3 separate regions of the Homo sapiens genome follow, and all the other regions are linked to region 1. A link is an interaction called in ENCODE POLR2A ChIA-PET data of the cell type or tissue named here. Cell type or tissue: IMR-90. All regions are shown on one strand.

Region 1 (2,500 bases):
CCCCACCCTTCACTCCGCTGATGATACATCACGTAAAAACCCTTCAGTGGGGACAAAATTAACTTCCCTCCCTTAGAGAAGAGAAAAATCGTCAAGTATTGTAACTTCAGTCTTCTGTTTACATACACAATGGTTCTGATTCCTCGCTTTTGTCTCTGGTCATCTTAACCTTGAGTCCCCACTGCTTACATGCTGACCCTTGAGCAGGGAGGGAAAGATATGCCAAGCTGTCCCCGTGATGATGGTGACAGGGGAGAATATTTAAGGTACAACAGAAGTCGCTCCCTCCAAAAGAGAAGTACTGAGATGAGGGTTGGTTTCAGGGTATGCCCCATGAGGGGTCGTCATTATACTTCCAATTCTGAAAAAAAATCCTGTCTGGAAGCACACAGATTTTTTGAACTCTGTTTTTCTTGACTGTGGTCTAGTATTTACAAATTCCTTCGAAGCATGTACTTGTCAGCCAGTGCATACTTCAAGAATTAGCTTTAGAAATATGTCTGTGTGCATATACACATTAAAATATGTGCATTCTGTTTTCAAAGTAGTACAATGAGAGGCTGATGAGCTTAGCTAGAGAAGTTGTACGATGTCCTGTCTGTCCTCTCATGAGCCCATGACCCAGCAGGCAAGTTTTAATACAGAAAATCAGCAGAAGAGAGGTCTTACTGTCATAGAAGAATACCTTGATCTACTGCTGTATTAGTATGTTAGGATAAATAACTGCAACAACAACCCCCAAATCTCAGTGGCTTGGTACAATATAGGCCTATTCCTTACTCAAATCACATGGAAAGCAGTTTGGTAGCTCACTTCCAGGAGGTGACTCAGGAATCTAAGTTCCTTCCATCTTATGCTGCCACCATCTTAAACACGTGGACTTCCACGTTGTCACAGAAGGGGAAGAAGGAGCATGTCGGGTTTTTATGCCAGGCCCAGAAGCAGCTTGAATCTCTCCCAGCCACATTCCACTGGCGAAAACCCAGTCATCTGGCCCCAGCCTAAGTAGAATGGAATTTGGGAAATGCAATCTCCCAGGGTGCCTGGAAGAGAAAACAGGATTGATATTTAGCCAACCCCTGCCATAGGTGATTTTTCTTCAGTCTATTACGTTTTTAAACTTTGAGTGTGCTAAATAAATAAGCAAAGGTAACAAAGAAAAAGCTAAATAAGAGCTTTGTACGTCTGATAAAATTAGACCTCTGATCGGACCCAATTTCCCCAAGTGGCAGACCAAATGGAGCTACACCAGGGTAGAACATCCAATATACAGACCTCAAAGGTACTTTTTATTCCAACGTGTATAGACACCACACCTTGCAGGAGCTGTCTTACCCAAAGGGCATCCCAAGACAGGGAGTGCCGTTGCAACACTACGACGATCCGGCCTCGAGGTGGGTGTATCCATTGGGCCCTAGCTGAGGAAGGAGGGACAAGCCACTCCTGAGAATTATTCTACAACTGTGCTATTCCCTAGTGAAATGAGGACAAGCGAGGGACAGAGGGCTATCCAGTGAAGTGGGGGGTCCAGGACCATTCTTAGCAGGGTGGGGGACCCCAACAGGAACCAGATCATACTGTGCACCTCCACACACACCATGTGCCCGTGCTGTGTTCCCTACCCCAAGGAATGCCACCACCATCCACCCATTTCCCCAAGCCAGGCTCCTCTCACTCCTACCTCCTACTACACAACATTGCCACTCTGTTGACCTCACCTCCTGGCTCTCTCTCCAAGGCATCCCACTTTCTTAATCTCACTGCCTCATGACCGCTCCCTGGTCTTCTGCCGCAGCCTCATACCTGGCCTCCCTGCCTCGAGAGAGGCACCAACGCTTCAGGGGGCAGAGTACTTGTTCTAAAACATAAAGCTGCTCATGTCATCCCTGTTTAAAACCCCTAATATAGCTGAAGTTCCCATTGCCTTTAGAACAAAACTCAGAATCCCTGGCATGACCATCAAAACCCCACATAACTGGTTTCTTGCTTGTTCACCCAGCCTCGGCTTTCTCCATTGCCCCTTCTCCCGAACGCCCCCATGCATGCTACAACCAGCTAAGCGTTACCGCTTGCAGTTCCCAATATGGGCTCCTGCCCCTTCCTCTGCCTCAAACTCTCACCCTCTCACCTTCTCCCTCCTCGCCAGATGACTTCCCACTTGTCTCCAACAGGACAACGAACAAAATATTCCTCTGTTCCGACTCCAGAAGGAATGATTGGAACATGGTACCATTCGTATTGAAGAGGGAATCTGACTAGACGTAGCGTCATAGCCCCAGGTCACTGTTTGGCAGAGATTTGGGTCAAAGTATTGTTATCAGAAGAAATCTGCCTTCCTTCACGCAGACTAGATTGGGAGTTCAGCCAGAGAAGCACTCTCCAGGGTGGACTCCAAGTCTTCTTATATGCACTTGAAAAGCACCCATGGCCCCACATTGCAGGTGAAGAGGAACCTCCCTGAAATGGAGGTGCCCACAGGCACCTTGCTGTTGTTCCTCTC
Region 2 (2,500 bases), 150 kb after region 1:
TCTGAAGAAGATGTCCATGAATATACATTTCCACACCCCTTGCAATTTGAGCCATAACTAGGAGGTAGAAATTAACAGGACTTAGTGGTTGGATGGCCATTTGTGATGAAACAAAGAGAAGAGTTATCTGAAAAACTGGGTGGACGGGGGTGCCATTCCCAGAGAAAAGGGCAACTCAAAGGGTCATCATTACCACATTAGCTGTCCTCACCACGTTTAAACTTTGCCTGTCCTTATATGTGTTTGCAAATCTGTCATCCCACTGAGATACAAGCACATTGAGGACAGGGAAATAATTTCCATTTCTGTTAACTGGGCACAGCATCTCCTACTGCTTGATATGTGCTACTAGAAGAAACACAGACACTGAGGTCAAGCAGACCTGGGTTCAAATTCCAATAACACAAGCCACTAACCAAGTGACTTTGGAGCAAGTGATTTTCTTTTCTTTTTTCTTATCTTTTTCTTTCTTTCTCTCTTTCTTTTTCTTTCTTTTGTTTTTTTCTTTTTTTTTTTTTTGGCTAAAGATTGGGTCTCACCCTATCTCTAGTGGCATGATCAAAGCTCACTGCAGCCTCGACCTCCTGGGCTCAAGCAATCCTCCCGCCTCAGCCTCCTGGGACTACAGGTGTGCACCACCACGCCTAGGTATGTTTTTGTAGAGACGTGATCTTGCTGCGTTGCCCAGACTGATCTCAAACTCCTGGCCTCAAATGATCCTCCTGCCTCAGCCTTCCAAAGTGCTGGGGTTATAGGCATGAGCCACTGTGCCTGGCCTAAGTGATTTACTTTCTCTGAGCCTCAGTTTCCTCAAACATGAAACAGACAGAACAACGTCTACTTTACTAGGTAGCTGTGGGGATTCCGTGAAATCATGTATAGATATACCTAGCATATTTATTCATTCATTCACCTTTAAGCACCTATTATGTGCCAGGTACTGTCCTAGGCTTGAGGATTTAGGAAGTACATTCCAATAGGGGAAGAGGACAATAAACTATAAAGCTATAAACAAGATAACTTCAGACAATGATTTGTAAGTATTATAAAGGCAATAAAACAGGCTGAAATAATAGAAAGTGGGAGTGAGAAGAGGAAATACTTCTTTAGATAAGAATGCCTGTAATTCTAGCTCTTTGGGAGGCCAAGGTGGGCGGATCACTTGAGGTTAGGAGTTTGAGAACAGCCTGACCAACATGGTGAAACCCCATCTCTACTAAAAATACAAAAATTAGCCGGGAGTGGTGGCATGCACCTGTAATCCCAGCTACCGGGGAGGCTGAGAATCACTTGAACCTGGGAGGTGGAGGTTGCAGTGGGCCAAGATAGCACCACAGCCTGGATGACAGAGCAAGACTCCATCTCAAAAAAAAAAAAAAAATAAAAGACTATCGTGGAACAGTTCTCTGATGAGAGCACATTCTAGCTGACACTAACTGCTGAGGAGGAGACAGGAAATTGACATGTGGAGAAAGAGCATCCCAGGTAGCAAAAACAGCAGGTGCAAAGGCCTTGAAGTTTGTACTCACTAATTTCTAGTCCCCTTCTTTCTTTCCCTTATTGAAATGAATAAAATCATTCAAATTGCGACAAAATCAATCTCAAGATTACCACTCTGTAGCAATAGGCCCTTAATCCTCAACAGGCCCTTAATCCTCAGCTATTTACATGTTGTGGTAGTGATTCCCAGACTTGCCTCGACCCTACTTCCTGAAGATTCTAATTTGGTATGAGACAGGCCTAGGCTTACACCTTTTTTAGTAAGCTTTCCAGCTTATTCTAAAGTTTGAGAGCCATTGTGTTAGAGAAAGGACTGTGGGTCCCAATTTAAAAATGTACCAGGCCAGGTATGGTAGCTCACACCTGTAAGTAATGCCAACATTTTGGGAGGCCAAGGCAGGAGGATCACTTGAGCCCAGGAGTTCAAGACAAGCCTGGGCAACATAGCAAGACCCCATTTCTACAAAAACAAATTTAAAAAAATTTTACTAAAAAAATTTGTTTTTTAATTTAAAAAAATAGCTGGGCATTGTGGTATACACTTATAATCCCAGCTACTCAGGAGGCTGAAGTGGGAGGATGGCATGAGCCCAGGAGTTCAAGGCTGCAGTGAGCCAAGATTGTGCCACTGCACTCAGCCTAGGCAACAGAGTGAGATTCTGTCTCTGAAATTTTTCAAAATATATTATATTTCTTATAAAAATGCCCTTCTTGGAGCTCGAAATTTGATTCTTTGTTTGTTTTACAGCTCAACTGGCTATATTCAGAGTTAGATGAGACCTTGCTGAATTAGGAAACAAGTTAGCTTAGCTCCAAGATAGGGGAAGAAATGTGGCCATGTTTTTGGCACCTTTTAATTGCAAATAAATGCTAACATTTTGGAGAAAATCCAAAGAGCAATTAAGAGGAGAAAAGAACTAGCAAAATTATAAAACTAGTAAGTATTGTTTCCAAAAGCTGAACATACTCTTCTGCATAAGGATGGGGGAAAAAATGACGT
Region 3 (2,500 bases), 56 kb before region 1:
GTTCCTCTTTTTATAAAACAAGTCAGGAAGGTTTGTTTTATATTAAAGCATTCAATGAAAGGGTGTTTTTTTTTTTTTAAATACAAATCTACTTTTCATATACTGGAACTTTCCAGATGACTGGTCAGATTACTACAATCGCATGTTATATTGATCTGGAGTTCAAAAAAACACCAAAAGAACAATGGGATAAGCCTGCTTTCCTTCCAAGTATGGGCATAGCTATCAAAGCACCACAACTGATTTTGCAATATTCCAGAAATTATACGTCAAAGTGAATCTTGTTCCTTCAAATCAGCCACCTTATTCATTTATTCCAAAGAATTGCCAGTGGTCAAAACTGTGCTGAAAATCTTTTTATGATTTCCTTCAAAGCCATTTAAAAAAATATATTATTAAAGGCAGCAACTCTTTGTCCTTTGGGAATGAATACGATTTTGGAAACAGAAAAAGTCATTTGGGAACAAATTTAGTGAAAAGAGCAATCAAACTGGGTGATATAAGGAAGAAATTCAGATTTGTCCATCATCTCACAGCCCAGAGATAACCACCATGAATATCTTGGCATATTTTATGCTAGTAAGTCTCTATGTATATATTTTAACATAAATAGGATGATGTCACGTGTGCAGATTTGCATCTCCCCTTTTTCTCCCCAGTCAATATTCCCATTATTCCTATTTTACAAGGATCAGACAAGCTAAGTAACAAGCAAACAGTCATACTTCAGAAAGTGTTCTAACTTCCAACTTCTTTCAAAATGCATTGAGGCTGAAAAAAGGAGAACAGTTATACCAAAAAAAAAAAAAAGCCTGATTTTCTATTCCCTATTCCTTGGTGATAATAGCAAGAATAGTACTTAGTTATAACACCACAATGCATGACACATGAGAGAGAAACCAAGAGTGAGAGAAAAGAAAATTATGTGGTTCCAACAGAAAATAAAGAGAATGAGATGCCTTGCCCAAGTCAATCATTTATGTAGACAACGTGTGTGTGCGCCTGCATGTGTGTGTGTGTGAACACACCTTTTATTACAAGTCACAAAAGTTTATTACCCAGTCAATGCTCGGCTATGGAGTAACATCTCTTGAAATTGAAGAAGCACTACTTAAGGCAGGACCAGAGATGATGGAATGGGTGTTTGACATGTATCAGATCTTTTCAGAAACTGAGAGGGGTCGTACTGTTTATACATGCTTTCTAGGCACACAGAAACCTAAGTCTGTTTCCCAAACTCCAAGGCTGCACAGTCAGTGAGTTCAGCGTAGCCTCTCACCACTGTGTTGGACCTCTGTGGATCCAGTTTTGGGAGCGGGGTGGGTGTGGATTTTGTCTCAAACTCTCTCTATCTGGAATGTGTTCTGTAGTCTTAAAAACAAGAGCTGAATATGCTCAATCTCCACTTTGCCCCCCAAACTGAGGCCATCTCCCCAACACCCAACAGAAGATCCTGTTAGAAATTCTCGATTTGGTCCCACACAAGTTACTGCAATCTTCCTACTAGGGTTGAGATGCCAGAAGATCCCTGTTAGGGACTGAAAGTTTGTGTCTCTCCCCTTGCCACCAAATTCATGTATCAATATGTATTAGGAGGTGGGGCCTTTGGGAAGCGATTAGGTCATGAAGGGGAAGCCCTCATGAATGAGATCAATACCCTTCTAAAAGAGGCCAGAGAGCACACTCTTGCTGCTTCTACCATGTGAGGACATAGTGAGAGGATGCCATCTATAAACCTGGAAGAAGGTCCTCACCGGGTACTGAATTTGCCAGCACCTTGATCTTGGACTTCCCAGCCTCCAGAACTGTGAGCAACGATGTCATTTATAAGCCACCCAGTCTCTAGTATTTCTGTTATAGCAGCTCGAACTAAAACTATCCCTATTTTGCCCTTTTCTGCTTAAAACTTGCTTTTTTTGTAGAGCCAGTTTAGCCTAGAGGAGAAAGTTTCAGCTTTTGAATCCTACAAATTCTCCTTTTTCCACTTCTTCACTAAGTCAAGGTTGGAGAGTGACTTCATCTGCCTCAAAATGAACTTTCTCACCTGCGATAAATATGAAGGTATCAGGACATAAAATTATCTCATAAACCACACATTTGGGAACACTCCATAAAGCCAAATCACCCCAGTTGAACCCAGAAACAGTTCCACGGATTGAGAGAAGAGACTGATAAGAATCAAGAGAGTTAATCATTGCAATATGGTTCCAGAAAAAGCGCTGCCTCCTGCTCCTCTCCACCCCATCTTGGGCCAAGCCAACTGAGAAAAGGATGACTGATAGGAACCCCAATAGCTTTAAAGACCCAAGAACATGTGTGAAACCTTCGAAGACCATAAGACCTCAAAGTCCCTTGAGCCCAGCATGGTGGGAAGCAATAGAGCAGAAATTGCTAGGTGGCATAGCAAGGCAGAAAGGGACTGGGCCAACACAGCCAGATATTGTCCCTGCTCCCCAGAAGGGCAAAGGAGTGACGAAGAGAGCCAGATCCACAGGGCCTC

Evidence for each region. ChIA-PET counts read pairs that join two places held together with the same protein. Peaks named below come from ENCODE experiments on the same cell type or tissue, not always from the same donor. Only the 100,000 strongest peaks of a DNase experiment are listed, where the experiment ranks them.
Region 2: POLR2A ChIA-PET joins it to region 1 with 7 read pairs; 2 of 35 experiments call an interaction of 5 or more read pairs at or near these places.
Region 3: POLR2A ChIA-PET joins it to region 1 with 5 read pairs; 2 of 35 experiments call an interaction of 5 or more read pairs at or near these places.

What each region holds. Positions count from the first base shown.
Region 1 is chr6:14,034,075-14,036,574 of GRCh38, reverse strand. No RefSeq gene overlaps it. Among named protein-coding and RNA genes, the nearest start is that of CD83, 82 kb to the left of the region's middle. RefSeq lists an enhancer at 460-1,659. In IMR-90, no CTCF peak of the experiment used is centred here; a DNase peak (open chromatin) is centred at 954; H3K27ac peaks cover 1,573 bases.
Region 2 is chr6:13,885,662-13,888,161 of GRCh38, reverse strand. No RefSeq gene overlaps it. Among named protein-coding and RNA genes, the nearest start is that of RNF182, 38 kb to the left of the region's middle. In IMR-90, no CTCF peak of the experiment used is centred here; no DNase peak of the experiment used is centred here.
Region 3 is chr6:14,089,960-14,092,459 of GRCh38, reverse strand. No RefSeq gene overlaps it. Among named protein-coding and RNA genes, the nearest start is that of CD83, 27 kb to the left of the region's middle. In IMR-90, no CTCF peak of the experiment used is centred here; no DNase peak of the experiment used is centred here; H3K27me3 peaks cover 393 bases.